Regions from separate parts of the Homo sapiens genome. Here region 1 is linked to region 2. Evidence: read pairs that join two places in POLR2A ChIA-PET (ENCODE). Cell type or tissue: A673. All regions are shown on one strand. Links, peaks and the distances in the headings refer to the core of each region. The heading gives the core; the rest is flanking DNA.

Region 1 (12,162 bases), core at 1,760-9,759, 68 kb before region 2:
AAGCAGTGATTCTAGGAAGAATGTAATTTTATCAGAGTCAGAAGCTGCCCCTGCTCATTTGTTCCACAGCTCACCTTTATTTCACACATTTGCAGTGTGTCTTCTGCCACAAGCAGGGCAGAGAGGGGCCCTCACACAGGCACGTGATTGCCTCCTGCGGTCTCCCCTGTCCTTTAGGACAAATGAAAAGTTCAAGTGTGATTCTACAGCCCAGCTTTACAGAAAGAATCCTGATGGCTGAATTTACCTTGCAGTAGTGAAAAGCTGCGTTTTAGGTCAGGCACTGTATGTAAACTTTAGTCACACATGTGGCCGTTAATAAACAGGTTCTCCTCCATTGTTTTTAATCTCTCAGTAGGCCTTAATGAAAAGAAATCCCAAAGGAACAGGGTAAAGCCTCTATTAATGATGACATTCTCAGCTGGGCACGGTGACCCACGCCTGTAATCCAAGCACTTTGGGAGGCGGAAGCGGGCAGATTACTTCAGGTTAGGAGTTCAAGACCAGCTTGGACAACATGGTGAAACCCCATCTCTACCAAAAAATACAAAATTAGCTGGGCATGGTGGTGCGTTCCTATAGTCTCAGCTATTCAGGAGGTTGAGATGGGAGAATCACTTGAACCCAGGAGGCGGAGGTTGCGCTGAGCCAAGATAGCACCACTGCACTCCAGTCTGGATGACAGAGTAAGACCCTGTCTCGAAAAAAAAAAAAAATCGGCCGGGTGCGGTGGCTCACGCCTGTAATCCCAGTACTTTGGGAGGCTGAGGCGGGCAGATCACCTGAGGTCAGAAGTTCGAGACCAGCCTGACCAACATAGAGAAACCCCGTCTCTACTAAAATACAAAAAAATTAGCCAGGCATGGTGGCGCATCCCTATAATCCCAGCTACTCGGGGAGGCTAAGGCAGGAGAATCGCTTGAACCTGGGAGGTGAAGGTTGCTGTGAGCCAAGATCGCGCCATTGCACTCCAGCCTGGGCAACAAGAGTGAAACTCCTTAAAAAAAAAAAAAAAAACCATGTTCTCTTTATGTAATGGGACCTTTTGCTCAGCGGTAATACAGTACTTAGCAGAAATGAAAAATACGGTCTCCATGGTGCATATCCCCTTTTTATTTATTTCATTTATTTATTTATTTATTTATTTATTTATTTATTTATTTCTTTTTTGAGACGGAGTCTGCAAGCTCTGCTTCCCGGGTTCATGCCATTCTCCTGCCCCAGCCTCCTGGGTAGCTGGGACTAGAGGCACCTGCCACCAGGTCCGGCTAATTTGTTTTGTATTTTTAGTTGAGATGGGGCTTCACTGTGTTAGCCAGGATGGTCTTAATCTCTTGACCTCGTGATCCACCCACCTCGGCCTCCCAAAGTGCTGGGATTACAGGCATGAGCCACCGCACCCGGCCTATTTATCATTTTTTTCAGATGGAGTCTTGCTCTGCCTCCCAGGTTCAAGGAATTTTCCTGCCTCAGCCTCCCGAGTAGCTGGAATTACAGACATGCCTCACCACACCCAGCTAATTTTTGTATTTTTAGTAGAGACAGGGTTTCACCATGTTGGCCATGCTGGCCTGCAACTCCTGACCTCAGGTGATCTGCCCTTCTTGGCCTTCCAAAGTGCTGGGATTACAGGCGTGAGCCACCACGCCCGGCCCCACCTTTTTATCTTTTTTTGCTGAACCATTTAAGAATTATCTGCAGACATCCAGATAATATAAAATTATGAGTTCCTAAGCTTTTCTTTATAAGAATTTTGAGCTTTAGCGTAGTGGATTCTTATTTTATATCTAAGAACCCATAATTAAAGAGACAAGTCTCATTGATCTGTGAACTCTTAGCCAGTAAAAAGAAGATAAACAACTGAAATGCAGAGGCAGTCAGTTCATAGATTGACATTTTACTCTTCATGACTTTTGATTTAATTTTGTACTTAAAGACTGGCTTCTGCATTGAAAAATAACTTACATGGTAAGGAATCAGATACTTGACGAAATGTAACTACCACAAACAAGACTATAAACTGTATTATGGTTTTCAGAATTATATGCCATTTTAATTAGAGTAGAAAATTGTAACTGCCTTTATTTCATTTTGTTTTTGAGACAGAGCCTCACTCTCTCGCCCAGGCTGGAGTGCAGTGGTGCGATCTCAACTCACTGCAACCTCTGCTTCCCAGGTTTATGTGATTCTCATGCCTCAGCCTCCCAAGTAACTGAGATTACAGGCATATGCCACCATGCCCGGCTAATGTTTGTATTTTTAGTAGAGACAGTCTTTCCCCATGTTGGCCAAGCTGGTCTCGAACTCCTGGCCTAAAGTGAGTTAGGCCACCTGCCTCGGCCTCCCAAAGTGCTGGGATTACAGGTGTGAGCCACTGCACCCGGGCATAATTGCCTTTAAATAGTAGTTATAAATTATTTCTAGGTTACCTGCAATCTAAATTACTAAAAGTAAACTAGGATTTTAAAAAGATATGCAGACACTCTGATAGGCTGTTCTTCAAGGCAAGGACTAAGCCTAGGTCCACTGGGACATAACAGGTGTTATGGTTAGTGAATAAAGTCTTTGAATAATAGATTTTATCTAACTACAGAGTAAAATTCTGACGGTTTGCTATAGTTCCTTTTCTTGGAAAGTAAATTATCCATGTTCATCATATATAGGCAGTGTGTCTTCTTCCTCTAGGCCATATAACACTATATATCTCAGATTTATTTCTGATTATATAATATATACTACATCTATATAACAATAAAAGAATTGTTCTTTAAACTGAAGTTCCATCTAGAAAATGACTTTTGACCGGGCGCGGTGGCTCACGGCTGTAATCCCAGCACTTTGGGAGCCTGAGGTGGGCAGATCACTTGAGGTCAGGAGTTCGAGACCAGCTTGGCCAACATAGTGGAACCCTGTCTCTACTAAAAATCCAAAAATTATCCGGGCCTGTTGGCGTGCGCCTGTAATTGCAGCTACTTGGGAGGCTGAGGCGGGAGAATCATTTAACCCAGGAGGTGGAGGTTGCAGTGAGCCAAGATCGTGCCATTGTACTCCAGCCTGGGTGACAAGAGTGAAACTCTGTCTCAAAAATAAAAAAAGGAAATGACTTCCTCTTATGAACCTTATCTGTTTTCCGAAGGAAATGTGGGCTAACGGGTTATTACTACTTAACATGCGGCATTTATTTGCTTTTTGCCTCCTTAGCCTTCTTTGTAATTGTTGGTGACATCATTATGGTTGAGTTCATTCTGGATCATATATCCAGTTCTTTTTTGAACAGTTTAATCTTAAAAAAAAATTGCAAGCAAAAACAACACCCATATACCCTTCATCTAAATTTACCAATTGGTAACATTTTATCATGTTTGCTTTGCTAATCTCTGTATTTTTTCTTTCGTTCCTAAACCACTGGAGAGTTATTTGCAGACATCCAGACACTTCAGCTTAATCCCATAAATACTTCAGCTTAATCCTCTAAAACAAGGGCATCTTCTGCATGACCACAATACAACGATCAAATTCAGAAAATTTATATTAATGGAGTATTGTTCTCTAGAGTGATTACAGTCTATATTCTGATTTCCACAGTTGTCCCAGTAATGTCTTTCATAGCTGAAGGAAGGAGGAGGGGATCTTTCTGGTAGTTGCACATTGTTGCCAAAATGAAATTCTTTTTTCTTGGAAGTATCTTCCCTCTAATTCCATACTTGCCAAGCAACTGACACTGATTTACTCTCCCAGAAACACAAATACCAGGATGGGGAGGCTCTATATGAGAGGTAATTACAGTTTCCTAAATTGGCATAATCCCTGTAAATTGACAAATTGAAATTCTTGTCTAAATTTAATTTCATGTGAACCTAATTATCCTTGGCTACTTTTCATCTCTGGATGAATTCATATGCTTTGGGTTGTCAGTGCCAAATTTGTTATGCTTTGTTTAATACGTTCAGACCACAGAGCTGACAGCATCTATTTCTTCTGGTTTGTTTGGTTATACACCAGGTAAGGGATAGTTAATATACAGATGTTTTATATTACTTCAAAATGAATTTGGACCAACAGGGCACAGTGGCTCATGCCTGTAATCCAAGCACTTCGGGAGGCTGAGGCAGGGAGATCACTTAAGCTCAGGAAATGTAACTACCACAGTAGTCGGGTAACATGGGGAGACCCTGTCTCTACAAAAATTTAAAAATTAGCTGGTTGTGTTGGTACGTGCCTGTAGTCCCAGCTACTTGGGCTGACATGAGATGATCGTTTGAGCCCAGGAGGTTGAGGCTATAGTGAGCCATGTTTGTGCCACTGTACTCCAGCTTGGGTAACAAAGCAAGACCCTGTCTCAAAAAACAAAAAAAAAGGAAAGAAGTAAAATAAACTTGGGCTTGCGCAGTGGCTTACACCTGTAATCCCAGCCCTTGGGAAGGCCGAGGCAGGCAGATCACTTGAGGCCAGAAATTCGAGACCAGCCTGGCCAACATGGCGAAACTCCATCTCTACAAAAAATACAAAAATTAGCTGGGCGTGGTGGCACATGCCTGTAATCTCAGCTACTCAGGAGGCTGAGCCACAAGAATTGCTTGAACCCGGGAAGCAGAGTTTGCAGTGAGCCGAGATAGCACCACTACATTCCAGCCTGGGCAACAAAGTGAGACTATCTCAATAAAATAAGATTCACTTAGAGAACAATAAACTTGAAGAAAATGTTCTTGGATTTGCATAGACCACATGCACCATTTCTTTACTTTACATTACTGGGTTGGACAATAGCTTATAATATGCAACAGCATACTCTACAGAATTCAGTTTGCACTATTTTCAAGTTTAGTGCATGATTCCCTTAGGAAAATCAGGAAGTTTAAGTCTTCTATTAGCTTTGGTATAGGCTTTTTATTTATGCATTGCCTCTTTCACAAAGAGACATGTACAATAAAATAGTATAATAAACCTAGGAAAGGTGGACACAAACACAAAACTGCAAAAAGTCAACAAAATTTTAGCTCACAGAGACTGATTATGTATTTTAAACTTGTGTAGGTTCCTTCTTTTTCTTTTTATTATAGACAACTCCAAACATAAAAAAAAAAAGAGTTTAACAAATACCATACATATCGCCCAGCTTCAACAGTTATCTTTTTTTTTTTTTTTTAACCAGGTCTCGGTTTGTAACCCAGGCTAAGGGTACCGTGGCGTGATCTCGGCTTATTGCAACCTCCACCTTCTGGGTTCAAGTGATTCTCATTCCTCAGCCTCTCAAGTGGTGGGGATTTCAGGCATGCACCACCATGTCCAGCTCATTTTTGTATTTTTAGTAGAGATGGGGTTTTGTCATATTGGCCAGGCTGGTCTCGAACTCCTGACAAGGTAATCTGCCTGCCTTGGACTCCCAAAGTGCTGAGATTACAGGTGTGAACCCCCATGCCCAGCCTCAGTTTCAATTTCTTTTTTTTTTTTTTTTTTTTTGAGACAAGAGTCTCACTCTGTTGCCCAGGCTGGAGTGCAGTGGCACGATCTTGGCTCACCACAACCTCCGCCTCCCAGGTTCAAGTGATTCTCCCACCTCAGCCTCCTGAGTAGCTGGGACTACAGGCGTGTGTCACCATGCCTGGCTAATTTTTGTATTTTTAATAGAGATGGAGTTTCACTATGTTGGCCAGGCTGGTCTCGAACTCCTGACCTCATGATCCACTCGCTTCGGCCTCCCAAAGTGCTGGGATTACAGGCGTGAGCCACCATGCCTGGCTGGTTTCAATTTTTGAACAAAGGAGATTAGTTCAAGGGAAGGACTATTATGGCCTCTGCATAAAAATAAGCAAAAGCACCAGCCTGGCCAACTTGGTGAAACCTCATCTCTACTAAAAATACAAAAATTTGCCGGTGTGGTGGTGGGCACCTGTAATCTCAGCTGCTCAGGAGGCTGAGGCAGGAGATCGCTTGAACATGGGAGGCAGAGGTTGCAGTGAGCTGAGATTCCGCCACTGCACTCCAGACTGGGTGACAGAGCAAGACTCTGTCTCAAAAAGAAAAAAAAAAAAAATGGAATGACCAAAAGCAACTTAGTCTGGTAGAAGCAAGATGGAGTCAGTTATGTCAGACTTCCATTACTACTATAATTTCTGCAAAGGCAATTTCAAAATCTATGGTGATTATGGTTAATAGATTATATACACGAAAATTGCTAAGAGAATAAATGTTGAGTATTCTACCACAGGCAAAAATAAGTATGTGAGGTAATATTTATGTTAATTAGCTTGATTTAGCCATTCCACAAGGTATATATATATCAAAAGATTATGTTGTACACCAAAAACAAAAAGGAAAAATTATTTTACTGGAAAACACATTGTGAATATTTTTTTCCTTCCATTAAAGCAAAAGTTGGCCAGGCATGGTGGCTCAGGCCTGTAATCACAGTACTTTGGGATGCCAAGGTGATAGCAGCAGGAGGCAGACAAACCCTAGGCAGACAGGGGCAGATCCCCAGTGAAACCCAAACTTCAAGCCAAAGACAGTTTAAAGCCTAGCTACAAGTCCTGGGTAAGTCCACAGACTGGATTGGGAAACTGTCTTCCTGTTTGGCACACTTTCCTCTGATTGATCCCCACCCTGCACCTGTTTTACATGTATATACCCTTCCCTAATTGGTGTATTACACTGTCGTGCCCACCTTTGAGTGGTGCCTTTGTTTTAGCCTTTTTTTGCTTACCCACAAACCAATCAGCACTCCCTATTCTGAGCACATAAAAGCCCCAGACCCAGCCACACTGAGTGAGAGACCACCTGACTTTGAGTAGGGGACCACCCTCACATCCCGTCTCTACTGAGAGCTGTTTTGTCACTCACTAAAATTCTTCTCCACCCTCGTCACCCTTTATTGTCAGTATAACCTCATTCTTCTTGGACAGGGGATAAGAACTTGGGACCCACCAAGCACGGGTACAAAGAAGGCTGTACACCCTCCACCAGTGGAGAGCAGCTGCCTCATGTGATGGGAAGCAGCAGCAGGGCCAAGCCAGCCCTGGAGCCTTGGGCCAGAGCAGGGCAACAGGACTGATGGTGTTGTTAACATGGCATTGTCCATCAGGCTGCGGACAAAGGGACTAAAAGAGCTAATTTGCATGCCGTAACACCCCCTCTGGGGCTTCAGGGTCATGGGCACCCCTGCCTGGGTGCCACCGTGTTCCCCTCCTCTGGATGCCAGAGTCCACCATGGGAGTCACTTGTGACATGCCTGGTCCAGCTACAAGCCCCACATGGAGCCCATTCCCCTGCCAGCACTTGGAACGGCCAGCCAGACCCCACACTCCCTCACTCACACACCCCGTCCTGCCAGGGGCTAAGCACACAGTAGTGGCAGCTATGGGACCTGCACTGGAGTGCAAGCCAGGTGCAGCCCAGCAGGCTGAGTAGACAGGGTGTCTCCTGCAGCAAGCCCAGGCCTGAGCAAGGCCTGGGCAGGGGAGTTGCCAGCTGGAAATCTCCAGCTGGCAAAGTGACTAAGAAAAATCCTGCATCAAAGGTGGGAGGATCTCTTGAGCACAGGAGTTTGAGACCAGCCTGGGTAACCCCGTCTCTACAAAAAATAAAAAATTAGCTGGTCCCAGTGGTGCCTACCTGTAGTCCCAGCCACTTGGGAGGCTGAGGTGGGAAGATGGCATGAGCCCAGGAGTTCCAGGCTGCAGAGAGTGGCATGCCACCACACTCCAGCCTGTGTGACAGAGTGAGAGCCTGTCTCAAAAAAAATAAAAGAGTTTGATTTCTTTGATGTTAAGTGTCCTCAATGAACAGGAGCCTGACCCACTTTGTTGGTTTTCTTTTCTTTTCTTTTTTTTTTTTTTGAGACAGTCTCGCTCTGTCACCATGCCAGAGTGTAGTGGCGCAATCTTGGCTCACTGCAGCCTCTGCCTCCCAGGTTCAAGCGATTCTCCTGCCTCAGCCTCCCGAGTAGCCAGGACTACAGGTGCATGCCACCATGCCCAGCTAATTTTTGTATTTTTTAGTAGAGATGGGGTTTCACCATGTTGGCCAGGATGGTCTCAATCTCTTGACCTCGTGATCCGCCCACCTCAGCCTTCCAAAATGCTGGGATTACAGGCATAAGCCACTGTGCCCAGCCCTGGTTTCCTTATTGAAAGGCAAAATTTCTTTTACTTACACAATGGGTGAGTGTTACCTTGTTGTTGGGCTGATTAACTGTAGCAGCAATAGAAATGCAAAGAGGTGTGTGGAATGGGGCTATGGGCTCTGAATATAGTCCTCTGTGGATGTCTTTGTGAATGCTGATTACTCATTCAAATGCAGAATATTCTGCTTTTTGCTAGGAGCCGAGAAGTAATAGATTTACAGACCTCTTATTCTTGGTCACCCTTGAGGGTGGAAATAGCTTTATTATAATGCATATAATTCAATACATATTCTCCTGGATTTAAACTCAATCTTCTGGCTAGTGATCCTTAAATTTTTATCTCTAGCTCTGACTTCCCCACTAATTCCTAAATTTGAATTTCCACTGCCTGATTAACATTTTTGATTAGATATCTCAAGCTTAATGTACTCAAAATGGAATTCTGGATTTTCCCCCCACTTTTTTTTTTTTTTTTTTTTTTTGAGACATAGTTTCGCTCCTGTTGCCCAGGCTGGAGTGCAATGGCATGATCTTGGCTCACCACAACCTCCGCCTCCCGGGTTCAAGAGATTCTCCTGCCTCATTCTCCTGGGTAGCTGGGATTACAGGCATGCACCACCACACCCAGCTAATTTTTGTATTTTTGGTAGAGATGGAGTTTCAGTATGTTGGCCAGGCTGGTCTTGAACTTCCGACCTCAGGTGATCCACCCACCTTAGCCTCCCAAAGTGCTGGGATTACAGGCGTGCGCCCCTGCGTCCGGCCAATTTTCCCCCACTTCTGTTCCCCTCCTCAATCCCACCTTGGACTTCCTGGGTACTTGGCACCTCACTTCTCGAATCCCTCATCCATCAGCAATTCCTGTGCACCTTCCCTGTGAGATATTTCCCAGGTGCAGCATGTCTGGTCCAGCTGCAAGCCCCACATGGAGTCCACTCCGGTGCTGGTGCTTGGAACGGCTGGTGCCCCATTCCCTGCTCCATTTCCACTGTGGCCACCGACCCGTTCTCCAGCATCTCTCGCCCTCCCCACTGCAGCAGCCCCCAACTGACTGCCTGCTTTCCCTCTGGCTTCTCTCCTATTAGAATATTCTTCTCACAGCAGATGATCCTAAAACATAAATCGTATCAGTTCACATGCCCTTTAAAAAGTTTCCTCATACTACTCTTAGCGGTGCATAAAGAAAGAAAAACAAACAAAAATTGAAAAACAAAAAAGTTCTGGCGAGGCATGGTGGGTCATGTCTGTAATCACAGCACTTTGGGAGGCTAAAGCAGGAGGATCCCTTGAGGCCAGAAGTTTATGACCAGCACGGGCAACATAGGGAGACCCCATCTCTACAAAAAATAAAGAAAGAAAAACTAAGGCTCGGCACACTGGCTCATGCCTATAATCCCAGCACTTTGGGAGGCCAGGGTGGACAGATCACCTGAGGCCAGGAGTTTGAGACCAGCCTGGCCGACATGGTAAAACCCCATCTCTACTAAAAATACAAAAAATTAGCTGGGCGTGATGGCGCAAACCTGTAGTCCCAGCTGCTTGAGAGGATGAGGCATGAGACTCACTTGAACCCTGGAGGCGGAGGTTGCAGTGAGCCGAGATTGCACCACTGCACTCCAGCCTGGGTGACAGAGTGAGACTCTGTCTAAAAAAATAAATAAATAAATAAATAAAAATTAATTAATTCAATAAATAAAAAGTTTCCACGTACTGATCCATGCTATAACATGGATGAATCTAGAAAACATGACGCTGAATGAAAGAAGCCAGTTTAAAAAGGCTGTGTGTTGTATGACTCTAGTTGTATGAAATGTTCAGAAGAGGCAAATTCATAGAGACAGAAAGCAGGTTAGGGGTTGCCAGGGGCTGGGGCTGCAGCGGGCAGGCGGTGGGTCGGGGAAGGATGGGGAGTGACTGCTGAAAGGGTTTGGGGTTTTCCTTCTGGGGTGAGGAAAAGGTTCTGGAACTGGATAATGATGATAGTTGCACAACATTGAGTGTACTAAATATCACTGAATTGTACACATTAAAATGGCAACTTTTGTTTTGTGAATTTTACCATTTTTTTTTCTAAAAAAGGTTTAATGACTTCTTGTTGCGGTCTTAAAATAGAAGCCAGGGCCGGGAATGGTGGCTTATGCCCATAAGCTGTGCTTTGGGAGGCGGAGGTGGGTGGATTGCTTGAGGTCAGGAGTTCGAGACCAGCCTGGGCAACATGGCAAAACCCTGTCTCTACAAAAAATTAGCCAAGTGTGGTGGCATGCGCCCGTGGTCCCAGCTACTAGGGAGGCTGAGGTGGGAGGATCACTTGTACCCTGGAGGTGGAGGATGCAGTGAGCCGTGATTGCACCACTGCACTCCAGCCTGGGCAATAGAGCTAGACCTTGTCTAAAAAAAAAAAAAAACAAAAACTACAATCCAAATTCCTGACTAAGGCCCACAGAGCACTGCATGATCTCGCCACCCTACCTCCTCTCCTTCTTGTGCTCTGAGCCTTGCTCTACCTGCTCTAAGCTATGGGCTCAGGAAGTGATGCACTAAAGTATGGCGCTTTGGGCTGGGCGCGTAATCCCCACACTTTGGGAGGCCGAGGTGGGCTGATCACAAGGTCAGGAGTTTGAGACCAGCCTGGCTAACATGGTGAAACCCCGTCTCTACTAAAGACACAAAAAATTAGCCGGGCATGATGGCATGCACCTGTAATCTCAGCTACTTGGGAGGCTGAGGCAGCAGAATCACTTGAACCCAGGAGGCGGAGGTTGCAGTGAGCCGAGATTGTGCCATTGCACTCCAGCCTCCAGCCTGGGTGAAAGGGTGAGACTCCATCTCAAAAAAAAAAAAAAAAAAATATGGCACTTTGGCATGCTGAGTATTTTGAACTAATGGAGACTGGAGGCAACCTCAGAACCAAGGTCTCTCTGATCTCCTGCTCACAACCTCTTCCCTAAAACACAAGAAGGGGTCTCTCTGAATTTCCCTTGTCTGCCTAAAGACATGAAACTGCCTTTGCAAAAATTATGACAGTGAGATAAATCTGACATAGTGCCTTCATCTTGCTTCTAACCTCACAAGCTAACTTTTTGCTCATTCATGGGCCTAGGCCAAGCTAACTATGGAAGTTTAGTTTACAGTTTCACTTTAAAAGATGATTAACAGTTCCTTCCCAAAATGAATCCCCTATTTGCTGTGGGACCGAAACCACCTTTGTAAATCTAACAAATTGGCCACAAGGTTGGAATTACAGTTCAGGAGTCATGTTGCCAGAGGTGACCAGATTTGTAACCCACCCCCCAATTGCTCCTATAGATAACATCATTATGATAAAACCTAAGTGTGGTATTTGAGGTATTTTTCCTTTTTTTTTTTTTTTGAGATTGAGTCTCGCTGTGTCACCCAGGCTGGAGTGCAGTGGCGCAATCTCGGCTCACTGCAAGCTCCGCCTCCCGGGTTCATGCCATTCTCCTGCCTCAGCCTCCTGAGTAGCTGGGACTATAGGTGCCCACCACCACGCCCGGCTAATTTTTTGTTTTTTTAGTAGAGACGGGGTTTCACCATGTTAGCCAGGATGGTCTTGATCTCCTGACCTCCTGATCCACCCACCTCGGCCTCCCAAAGTGCTGGGATTACAGGCGTGAGCCACCGTGCCCAGCCTGAGGTATTTTTCAGACCTTGCATTCTGATGGACCAGCTAGCACCACCTGAACCAGTAACCTATACCAAGAAACTGACTCAACCAGTCCTGCCACCCCACTCTGGAACTGACTCAGGGCAAGAAGACACCTTCAACCCCCTGTGATTTCATTGCAGACCCAACCAGTCAGCATTACCTGTTCCCTAGCCCCCTGCTCGCCAAACAATTCTTGAAAAATCCCAGCCTCTGAATTCTCAGAGGAGTGGATTGAGAATTATCTGCTGTCCTTCCACTCGGCTGCCTTGCAATCATTAAATTCTTTCTCTGCTGTAACACTCCTGCTGTTCTCATTGTATTGGCTTTTCCAGGCAGCAGGCAGGAAGAACCCATTGGGCAATTACAGATAGAC
Region 2 (12,162 bases), core at 1,281-9,280:
CACATGTGGCTAATTTTTGTATTTTTAGTAGAGATGGGGTTTGTCATGTTGGCCAGCCTTGTCTCAAACTCCTGATCTCAAGTGATCTATCCGCCTCGGCCTCCCAAAAAGGCCAGGATTACAGGTGTGAGCCACCACGCCCAGTCTAAATATTCTCTTGATGGAGTATTATGTAGCTGTTAAACTGTAACAATGTCTGGCAGAGTCACAGATACAAAAAGTACTAGATAAAATGTGAATCTGGTGTGATCTTGGCTATGCAAATAGATACCCAAAGTCCCTGGGCCTCTCCAGCCTGCGGTTTTAAATGAGGTCACATTAGCCTTTTACCCAAATTTCACTGCCCCATTGCCCCCACCTGCTCTTCTGGACCTCTGCGAAGGCGCTGGGGGCCCTAGGGAATAGTTAAAAGTGTATGTCCCACCCACTCAAGTATTCATAAACTGTCTGTGTTTGATGGGCACAGCCACCCTTTGCCAAGCCTTCACCCTTGCCACGCCTCATAAAGAACACCTCCCTGTGGGGTTGACCAAACCACCCGGTTTGCCTGGGACTGAGAGGTTTCCTGGGATTTGGGACTTTTAGTACTAAAACTGGGAAACTCTTTGGCAAACTAGGAGAAGTTGGTCACCCTGACTCACTGTGCAAAGCTGCAATTTTTTTTTTTTGCACTTCCAAGCTGCAAAATTTTTAGATCACCGAATGGAGTTTTTTTTCTCAGCTAGAGCTCAGCTCCATTCTTCCCAAAACAGGGACTGGTGAACCTCCCAGAGGACTGGGTGAGGTGAATATTCATGTTTTAATTCAGGGGACTTTTATCCCAGGTACCAGGGAAGCAAAAAAACAAAAACAAAAACAAAACCAGTCAAAACGTTGCTTGAGAAACAGCTAATTAGAGCGTGGGTCTAGACAAGAGTTGCTGGTTTGGGAAACATGAGCATATTGGGTGGCAAGTATCATGAGACTGGACTGGGTGGTCCAAGAGACCTGTAAACAGGAGAGAAGCCTGAGGGTAATGACATTTGAGCCAATCTGCGGAGGTAAGTCAGTCCATTAAAGAAACTGAGGCCGGGCCTAGTGGCTTACACCTGTAATCCCAGCATTTGGGAGGCCGAGGCAGGCAGATCACTTGAGGCCAGGAGTTCGAGACCAGCCTGGCCAACATGGCAAAACCTGTCTCTATTAAAAATAAAAAAAGTAGCCAGGTGTGGTAGTGAGAGCCTGTAGTTCCAGCTACTCAGGAAGCTAAGGTGGGGGGATTGCTTGAACCCAGAAAGTTGAGATTGCAGTGAGCCATGATCACGCCACTGCACTCCAGCCAGGGCGACAGAGCAAGACCTTGTCTCAAGTAAATAAATAAATACAAATTACAGGCTCACACCTGTAATCCCAGCACATTGGGAGGCTGAGGCAGGCGGATCACCTGAGGTCAGGAGTTCAAGACCACCCTGGCCAACAAGGTGAAACCCCCGTCTCTACTAAAAATACAAAAATTAGCTGGGTGTGGGCCATGCGTGGTGGCTCACGCCTGTAATCACAGCACTTTGGGAGGCCGAGACGGGTGGATCACGAGGTCAGGAGATCGAGACCATCCCGGTTAACACAGTGAAACCCCATGTCTACTAAAAAAATACAAAAAAATTAGCCGGGCATGGTGGCGGGTGCCTGTAGTCCCAGCTACTTGAGAGGCTGAGGCAGGAGAATGGCGTGAACCCAGGAGGCGGAGCTTGCAGTGAGGAGAGATTGCACCATTGTGCTCCTGCCTGTGCAACAGAGCAAGACTCTGTCTAAAAAAAAGAAAAACAAAAAAGAAGCTGAGGACTAACGGGAGTGGCCAAAGAGATAGGAAGAAAACTAGGATTTGAGGTTTGTAAGTTTTGGTGCATAGTTTCTGAAATTTGTCCAGTTTCCAATTTGGCTATGCCTTCACCCTAAAGCTAGTAGTGATACTGATTGATCATGCTTCATATCATCAAGTAGACCACTCCTTCTCTCCTTCCAGCTCTGAAATGTAGGTGATTCCCCAGGGTATATATGAGGTGCTCTTAGTCTCTCTGCTTTCTCTTTTATAATAGTTTAGTCTGAGGCTGGGCACAATGGCTCATGCCTGTAATCCTAGTACTTTGGGAGGCCAAAGGGGGTGGATCCCTTGAGGTCAGGTGTTTGAGACCAGCCTGGCCAACATGGTGAAACCCCATCTCTACTAAAAATACAAAAATTAGCTGGGCATGGTGGCGCATGCCTGTAATCTCAGCCCCCTGGGGAGGCTGAGGCGGGAGAATTGCTTGAACCAGGGAGGCGGAGGTTGCAATGAGCCAAGATTGCGCCACTGTACTCCAGCCTGTGTGACAGAGTGAGACTCTGTCTCAAAATAAATAGATAAATAGTCTGCTGGCTGCAATTTTCATCTCAATGAGACTGGTTCCCAATTTATACCCCCAGCTTCAATCCTTCCAGAGCTTCAGTCTACATTTTTTTCTTTCTTTTTCCTTTTTTTTTTTTTTTTTTTTTTTTGAGACAGGGTCTTACTCTGTCACCTAGGCTGGAGTGCAAGCAGTGTGATTTTGGCTCACTGCAACTTCTGCCTCCTGGGTTCAGGTGATCCTCCCACCTCAGCCTCCTGAGTAGCTGGGACTACAGACACGTGCCACTACACCTGGCTCATTTTTATACTTTTTGTAGAGAGGGGGTCTCACCATTTTGCCCAGGCTGGTCTAGAACTCCTGACCTCAAGTGATCTTGCCGTCTTGGCCTCCCAAAGTACTGGGATTACAGGTGTGAGCCACTTCGTTCAGCCCAGTCTACATTTCAAACTGTCTCTTGGACATTTCCACCTCATTATCTTGTCAATAACCCAAATTCAGCGCACTTAAATAGGAGCAATAGCCAGATCATAATCATAGAGATCAGTATTGGAAGGAACCTTAGAGATGATCTAATCTAGACCTTCCTGATTGGAGAGCTATAGACTGATACACAGTGAATAGGATAAGAGGTGGGTGGGGATAGATATTCATCCTCCAAGCTCTCAGGGTGTACGCAGCCTCTGATCCACTTTGTTCATGACAACCTCATCCCCTGACGGGCTTAAGAGGGTGGGGTCTGATGGTGGGCAGGAGCCCACCATTGGCATTCAGTTGCATAGCACATTATTGCCTGCGTAGACAAGGGACCCACGAAGATGCTAGAAGAGTTTATCTCAGGAGCCCAAGAAGTATAAGGAACGATCCAATGTGCAGGAAGGTGTCAGAGTGTGTGTGTGTGTGTGTGTGTGTGTGTGTGTGTGTGTGTACGTGTGTGAGAGAGAGAGAGGAGAGAAAGAGATGAGGGCTGGGTGCGGTGGCTCATGCCTATAATCCCAGCACTTTGGGAGGCTGAGGCAGGCGGATCACTTGAGGTCAGAAATTCGAGATCAGCCTGGCCAACATGGTGAAACCTCGTCTCTACTAAAAATACAAAAATTAGCCGGGCGTGGTGGCTTGTGCCTGTAGTCCCAGCTACTCACGAGGCTGAGGCAGAAGAATCGCTTGAACCCAGGAGGCGGAGGTCGCAGTGAGCTGAGATCACGCCACTGCACTCCAGCCTGGGCAACAGAGCCAGACTTCATCTCTAAGAATAATAATAATAATTAATTAATTAATTAATTAAGAGATGGGGGTTGGGAATTCTGGGGCAGGCAGCTTAGAAACTCTGTCTTCACATACGTTTGTATTGGATAATTTTGGCCAATATACCACAAATGATGTCCAGGCTGTGAAGTGATTGTCCTAATAATGCATTTGTGTTCTGTCAACTGGAACCTCATCATGATTTTGAAATACTCGCTATGGCAAGTTTGATTAGATCTAAAATCCAGAAGGAATATTCTAAGTTCTTTTTTTTTTTTTTTTTTTTTTGAGACGGAGTTTCGCTCTTGTTGCCCAGGCTGGAGTGCAATGGCACGATCTCAGCTCACTGCAACCTCCGCCTCCCGGGTTCAAGCAATTCTCCTGCCTCAGCCTCCACAGTAACTGGAATTACAGGTATGCACCACCACGCCCGGCTAATTTTGTATTTTTAGTAGAGACGGGGTTTCTCCATGTTGAGGCTGGTCTCGAACTCTTGACCTCAGGTGATCCGCCCGCCTCGGCCTCCCAAAGTGCTGGGATTACAGGCGTGAGCCACTGCGCCCAGCCGGAATATTCTAAGTTCTAAGGACATTTGTCAATGAAAGAAACAAAAGAGCTTTAAATATAACTTAAATATCATTTCCACTGTTGTGAATGTTTGGTTATAAAAGATGGCTTAAATTATTTTAGCACATACAGTTGCAAATGGTTTCTTGTCATTTAAGGAGATCACGCACCAGGGGTGGTGGCTCAAGCCTACAATCCCTGCTACTTGGGAAGGTGAGGTGAGAGGATGCATTAAGCCCAGGAGTTTGAGGCTGCAGAGAGGTGTGACTGCATCACTCACTCCAGCCTGGGTGACAGAGTGAGATCCCATTTCCTATTTCTTTTTTTTTTTTTTGAGATGGAGTCTCGCTCTGTCACCCAGGCTGGAGTGCAATGGCGTGATCTCGGCTCACTGCAACCTCCGCCTCCTGGGGTCAAGCGAGTCGCCTGCCTCAGCCTCCCCAGCAGCTGGGATTACAGGAGTGCGCTACCACCACGCCTGGCTAATTTTTGTATTTTTTTTTTTTCAGTAGAGATGGGGTTTCACCATGTTGGCCAGGCTGGTCTTGAACTCCTGACCTTGTGATCCGCCCACCTTGGCCTCCCAAAGTGCTAGGACTGCAGGTGTGAACCACCGCGCTCGGCCATGAGATCCCATTTCTAAAAAAAAAAAAAAAGAAAGAAAGAAAGATAAAAAGAAACAGATCAGTTAAAGAGACTCAATCAGGACTTACCTTACATGAGCTATTTAGAGTGCAAAACAGAATAAAAAGTTAGGTATACGGATTTAAGTTCAAATTTCTCATTAAAAAAAAGAGGGCTTTTTTGGGGAAAGTGTTACAAATGCAATATTTAATATCTTCTCCATATATATTTTGTTTTTATTCCAATTGTATTCTTTAAAGAAATGTTTTAAACCACATTCCATATCCCCTGCTAATTTTCATTGGGTGCTATATATGTGGAAAGTATTGGAAAGTCTGGTTCTAACCCAGCCCCCTTAACTGATTTGTGAGCAAACTGGGGCTCGGTCAGGGTTGATTGACCCATCTGACGTCACAGAGCTAATCACTTCCTTCATAAATCAGTTCCTGTCCTCTGACTTTCTGAGCCTTAACTGCAGATGTGTGACACATTACCCAACTCATCTAAGTTTAAATCATATCAGGTTGGTTTCTCTCTGCGTGGCTGTTTTTTTTTGTTTGTTTTTCGTTTTTCGTTTTTTTTTTTTTTTTTTTTGAGACAAGGGCTTGCTTAGTTGCCCAGACTGCTGGAATGTAGAGGCACAATCATAGCTCACTGCAGCCTCAAACTCCTGGACTCAAGTGTTCTTCCCACCTCAGCCACTCAAAGTGCTGGGATTACAGGTGTGAGCCACCACACCTAGCCTGTCATATTCCATCCAATCTGAACTCCCTCCCAGGTTTAAGGAACCCTTCACATTATATGTAGCCTGTAACCCACTATGGGAACTAAGATGCCAGGCACTTGCCATCATGGTCCCTCCTGCTGCTAGACCCTGCACTCAGGCACACCCAGCGCAGCCTTTTAGCTGGAAGCCAGAACAGCTGTGAAGCAGTGGCCCTGGATTGATGCTTTACCAGGACAAGCTGGGCTTTCTGCCAGGCAGCTGCCATCATGCTGTCCTCACTGGTCCAATTCTATAGCCTGATTTTGGACACTTGTTGGCTGCAAAGTCTCAGAGCCTCATTCTTGGGCACTATCAGAGATTCTGTGAGCTTGAAGTAGGCAATGGTTCTGTTGCTTGCCATCAAGAACTCAACCGATAGGCCAGGCATGGTGGCTCACGTCTGTAATCTCAGCACTTTGGGAGGCCAAGGTGGGCAGGTCACCTGAGGTCAGGAGTTTGAGACCAGCCTGGCCAACATGGTGAAACCCCAACTCTATTAAAAATACAAAAATTAGCCGGGCATGATGGCATGTGCCTGTAATCCCAGCTACTCAGGAGGCTGAGGCAGGAGAATCACTTGAACCCGGGATGCAGAGGTTACAGTGAGCCGAGATCATGCCACTGCACTCTAGCCTGGGCATCAGAGCCAGACTCCATCTCAAAAAAAAAAAGACAAGTGCCATAAAAGGCTCACATTTGCCGGGCGCGGTGGCTCACGCCTGTAATCTCAACACTTTGGGAGGCTGAGGTGGGTGAATCACAAGGTCAGGAGTTTGAGACCAGCTTGGCTAACATGGTGATACCCCGTCTTTACTAAAAATACAAAAAAAATTAGCCGGGAGTGGTGACTTACACCTGTAGTCCTAGCTGCTTGGGAGGCTGACGCAGGAGAATCGCTTGAACCCAGGAGGTAGAGGTTGCAGTGAGCCAAGATCATGCCACTGCACTCCAGCCTGGGTGATAGAGCAAGACTCCGTCTCAAAAAAAAAAAAAAAAACCAATAAAGAAATTGGTACCAGAGTGGTGGTAGGCCGTAGATGCTCAGGGAAATGGAATGGGAGTGGTCTGTAACTCTCACTCTAGTCTTCTGCGGCCAATGGTAGAAAATATGTATCTAGTAATACAGAATGAGACTCTGACAGCCAATTTGACATTGTTTGGAGCACAGTGTTTGCAATCAATGGCAAAAGATTTTAACAAAATCACCCATGCCACCTGGACTTCAAGGCAAGTCTTGAAGACTGGCCATAGCTAAGGGACATATAACAGATGTAATGAAGTTCTCTGGAGGCTGAGGCAGGAGAATCGCTTGAACCCAGGAGGCGGAGGTTGCGGTGAGCTGAGATTGCGCCATTGCACTCCGGCCTGGGCAACAAGAGCAAAAGTCAATCTCAAAAAAAAAAAAAAAGAAGTCAAGGACTATGGATGGGGTGATTTCATTTGACAGTACTGGATGCTTGGTGGCTCTCTTTGGATTTAGAAGACTAGATATACAAGGCTGGGCATGGTGGCTCATGCCTGTAATCCCAGCTCTTTGGGAGGCTGAGGCAGGTGGATCACCTGAGGTCAGGAGTTTGAGACCAGCCTGGCCAACATGGTAAAACCCCGTCTCTACTAAAAATACAAAAATTAGCTGTGTGCCTCGAATCCCAGTTACTTAGGAGGCTGAGGCAGGAGAATCACTTGAACCCAGAAGGCAGAGGTTGCAGTGAGCCAAGGTTACGCCACTGCACTCTAGCCTACGTGACAGAGTGAGACTCCGTCTCAAAAAAAAAAAAAAAAAGAAGAAGAAGAAGACTATATATACCACGTTTGTTTGTGCTGCCTTAACCCATTTTCAGAGTGACCTGAGGCCTTGCTAACATTGAGCCACAAGGCAGAGCAAGAGAAGATTCTTCAGCAGGTCCAGGCTGTGGTGCAAGGACTTCTGCTAATTGGTCCTCATGACCCAATGTACCCAACAGCACTCTCTGGACAACCACATACTGGGGTGCTGTATGAAGGGCGCATGAAAACCCTGCAAAGGAGCATCCTATGGTTGTGCTTAGGGTTTTGGATCAAAGCCTTGCTCTCTTTGGCTAATAAATATTCTTTCTGGAAACTGGTCTTACTTTGCTCCTGGGCCCCAGCAAAGATTGAAAGCCAGGTGACCACATACCTGTGCAGCTTGTCAGGAACTGAGTATTTGTTCCACTTAGCCAAAAAATGTCCAGTAGCGCTCCCTTCCCCAAGAAGACATGTCGTAGGCTGGGCGCAGTGGCTCGTGCCTATAATCCTAGCACTTTGGGAGGCTGAGGCGGGCAGATCACTTGTGGTCAGGAGTTGAAGACCAGCCTGGCCAACATGGCGAAACCCTGTCTCTACTAAAAAAAAATACAAAATTAGCTGGGCAAGGTGGCAGCCACCTGCAGTCCCAGTTACTCAGGAGGCTGAGGTGGGTGGATGGCTTGAGCCCGGCAGGTGGAGGTTGCAGTGAGCCAAGATCGCGCCACTGCACTCCAGCCTGGGTGACAGAGCGAGACCATTTCTTGAAAAAAAAAAAAAAAAGTTATGCAAAACACCTCTCATTCCATCTATTGTACACTTTTTGTAAATAATTTTGCTTTACTATTCAATTATAAATTTTGAAGGGTATTCCCACTTCTAATATCTTTGTATTCCCTATAATACATAGCATACTTATTTAATTTTAGAGCTGGGGATCTCACTATGTTGCCTCAAACTACTGGGCTCAAGTGATCCTCTCACCTCAGCCTTCCAAAGTGCTGGGATTACAGGTATGAGCCACCGCACCTGGCAGTACATAGCATTTTACACACTATGTAGGATATACATTGCAAACTAGTAGACTCTGGGCTATATCCAAACTGCCTATTTTTTATTTATTTTTTCTTTTTTGAGATGGAGTCTTGCTGTGTCGTCCAGGCTAGAGTGCAGTGGCACGATCTCGGCTGACTGCAACCTCCACCTCCTGGGTTCAAGCAATTCTCCTGCCTCCCTAGTAGCTGGGATTGCAGGTGCACAGCGCCACGCCCAGCTAATTTTTGTACTTTTAGTGGAGACGGGGTTTCACCATGTTGGCCAGAATGGTCTCAAACTCCTGACCTCAGGTGATCAACCCACCCTAGACTCCCATAGTGTTGGGATTACAGGTGTGAGCCACCACACCGGGCCAAGACTGCTTATATTTTTATCAATCTGTAGTGTTTTGTTCTGAGACAGGGTCCTGCTCTGTCACACATGCTGGAGTGCAATATAAACATATATTAATATTTATTGAAATAAATGACTACCAAAAAGTAATTTAAAGAAAAATAGTTGTCTGGGCATGGTGGCTCACACCTTCAATCCCAGCCCTTTGAGAGACCGAGGCCAGAGAATAGCTTGAGGCCAGGAGTTCGAGACCAGCCCGCGCAACATAGTGGGACCTTGTCTCTAGAAAAAATTTGAAAATTAGCTGGGCATGGTGGTGCGCGCCTGTGGTCCCAGCTGCCCGGGAGGCTGAGGTGAGAGGATTGCTTGAGCCTGGGAGGTGGACGTTGCAGTGAGCTGCGATTGCATCACTTCACTCTAGCCTGGGTGACAGAGCAAAACCCCGTCTCAAAATTTAAAAAGAAAGAAAGAAAAGAAAGGAAACCTAACAGGATTCTGATTCTGTCCACCAAATGGCTTATTTCTTTTTTCTTTTTTTGAGACAGAGTCTCACTTTGTCGCCCAGGCTGGAGTACAGTGGTGCGATCTTGGCTCACTGCAACCTCCGTCTCCTGGGTTCAAGCGATTCTCCTGTCTCAGCCTCCAGAGTAGCTGGGATTACAGGCAAGTGCCACCACGTCCAGCTAATTTTTGTATTTTTAGTAGAGATGGGGTTGTACCATGTTGGTCAGGCTGATCTCGAACCCCTGACCTCAGGTGATCCGCCCGCCTCATCCTTCCAAAGTGCTGGGATTACAGGCATGAGCCACTGCGCCTGGTGGCTTATTTCAATCTAGATAGGAAAATATAACACATATGTGAAATGAAAAAATACAAGCACTAATTGCCAAATAAATGTATTCAATATAATTTGGTTGAGCACTATGGGTGACAAATCTGTATATGCCTCCAGGAACCAGGTAAGTAATGAAAGTCAACAAAGTAGGGGAAGATGAGGACTTGGCCAATGGAAGTGCCCCCCGCTTTTTTTTTTTTAGACAGACTTTCGCTCTGTTGCCCAGGCTGGAGTGCAGTGGTGTGATCTGCACTCACTACAACCTCCACCTCCCAGGTTAAGCGATTCTCCTGCCTCAGTCTTACAAATAGCTGGGACTACCGGTGCTCCATCACACCTGGCTAGTTTTTAGTAGAGACAGGGTTTCACCATGTTGACCAGGCTGGTCTCGAACTTCCGCCCTCAAGTGATCTGCCTGCCTTTGCCTCCCAAAGTGCTGGGATTACAGGCATGAGCCACCACGCCCGGCCCTGGCCCCGTATTTTGTTTAAAGAGGGTGGCTGGGCACAGTGGCTGTAGCTTGTAATCCCAGCACTTTGGGAGGGAGGCGGGTGGATTGCTTGAGCTTAGGAGTTTGCAGTGAACCAAGATCGCTGGGATATGCATATTTAAGGTTTCAATTTTTGTGTCTCCAAATAAAATTCTCAGTTCCTCACTACCTTTTTTTTTTTTTTGAGATAGAGTCTTGCTGTGTCACCCAGACTGGAGTCCAGTGGCACGATCTTGGCTCACTGCAGCCTCTGCCTCCTGGGTTTAAGCGATTCTCCTGTCCGCTTCCCAAGTAGTTGGGATTACACGCATGAGCCACCATGCCCAGCTAATTTTTGTATTTTTAGTAGACAGGATTTCACCATGTTGCCCAGGATAATCTCGAACTCCTGGGCTCAAGTGATCCGCCCACCTGGCCTCCTCAAGTGCTGGGATTACAGGCCTGAGCCACCGTGCCTGACCACCCTCTTCAAACAAAATATGGGCACCTCCATTGGCCTAGGTCTTCATCTTGCCTACTTTATTGACTTACATTACTTACCTGGTCCCTGGAGACATATACACATTTGTCACCCTTAGAGCTCGACCAAATTGTATTGAATGCATTTCTCTGGCAATTAGTGCTTGTATTTTAATTTTCATTTCACATATGTGTTCCATTTTCCTAACAAGACTGAAATAAGCCATTTGGTATGCAGAATTCTGTTAGATATTTTTATTTTTATTTTTTTGAGACGGAGTCTTGCTTTGTTGCCAGGCTGGAGTGCAGTGGTGCGATCTCGGCTCACTGCAACCTCCACCTCCCAGGCTCAAGCGATTCTTCTGCCTCAGCCTCTGGAGTAGCTGGGACTACAGGCACGCACCACCACGCCTGGCTAACTTTTGTATTTTTAGTACAGAACTTTTGCATTTTTAGTAGAGATGGGGTTTCACCATATTGGCCAGGCTGGTCTCAAACTCCTGCCCTGGTGATCCGCCCTCCTCAGCCTCCCAAAGTGCTGGGATTACAGGCGTGAGCCACCGCGCCCAGCATCTTTTTTAAAAAAAATTGAGACAGGGTCTTGCTCTGTCACCCAAGCTGGAGTGCAGTGGTGCAATCACGGCTCACTGCAACATCCACCTCCCAGGCTCAAGCAATCCTCCCACCTCAGCCTCTCGCTAGCTGGGACCACAGGTGCACACCACCATGCCCGGCTAATTTTTCAAATTTTTTCTAAAGACGAGGTCCTGCTATGTTGCCCAGGCTGGTCTTGAACTCTTGACCTCAAGCTATCATCCGGCCTTGGCCTCTCAAAGGACTGGGATTGCAGGTGTGAGCTACCACGCCCGGCCAACTATTTTTCTTTAAATTACTTTTCGGTTGTCACTTCTCTCAATAAATATTCATATGTTTATAACACCTTTCTCTTATCTAAAGAGCTGACCTCAACCACTCAGGGTTGAGTCGCTGTGATAAGGTTTGAGGGTGCCTGAAATGTCATCATGATTCGTCCTTTGGGCTAAGCTGAAACCTAGTGACTTGTCAGGTCAATAAATTAAGGTTATTTCCCGATAATACAAACATTTAACACCGTGAAGTAGGTTTTAGGCAGGATTCCCTCTTTTCCACTGCAAAGGAGAGGTAAGTTCTTGCTGAGGTGATCGAAGTCCTAGCTGGGGCACTGGGAAGGTGGCGGGACATTGGAACGTGCAGTAGTTGCGTTCTGGAGTTTACTGAGGCTTTCCCAGTGCGGATTCCACGCTACAGGTCTTAGGGCGCCCCTCCCTCCGGGCGTGGCAGCCCGGGGCGTGGCTCCTGGCACAGATCCGGAGCAGTTGTCATTGGAGTCATTTTCTGGACTCCAGCTCCATGCTTCAGAGTTTCCTAAGTTCAGGGGGCTTGTCTCTCTGTCCCCTCGACTAATTTCCCTCTGTCGCTGGCGCTGCCCGGTGCCCTCGGTCGCTTGGGCCGCCCCTCTCCGCGACTTTTTTTTTTCTTTCTCTCGCTGGCTCTTTCAGCATCAGTTTCCATAGGGGGAGGGAAGGGAATGATATTTGGGGGCTCCCTTGCCTTCCTCTCCGAGCCGCGAAAGGGGAGACGCGGGGAGGAGGTCCGGCCGGCTTTGGGCTCCAGCCAGCGG

What was found. Peaks named below come from ENCODE experiments on the same cell type or tissue, not always from the same donor. Only the 100,000 strongest peaks of a DNase experiment are listed, where the experiment ranks them.
Region 1: POLR2A ChIA-PET joins it to region 2 with 12 read pairs; 5 of 35 experiments call an interaction of 5 or more read pairs at or near these places.

What each region holds. Positions count from the first base shown.
Region 1 is chr17:67,744,195-67,756,356 of GRCh38, forward strand. It overlaps NOL11 (nucleolar protein 11), which reads left to right. Exons shown (of 18, transcript NM_015462.5): 18 at 1-337. Among named protein-coding and RNA genes, the nearest start is that of SNORA38B, 9.6 kb to the left of the region's middle. RefSeq lists silencers at 3,039-3,333, 8,819-9,113 and enhancers at 7,443-8,222, 8,223-9,002. In A673, for the core only: no CTCF peak of the experiment used is centred there; no DNase peak of the experiment used is centred there; H3K27ac peaks cover 1,140 bases.
Region 2 is chr17:67,813,055-67,825,216 of GRCh38, forward strand. No RefSeq gene overlaps it. Among named protein-coding and RNA genes, the nearest start is that of BPTF, 6.4 kb to the right of the region's middle. RefSeq lists an enhancer at 11,697-12,162. In A673, for the core only: no CTCF peak of the experiment used is centred there; no DNase peak of the experiment used is centred there.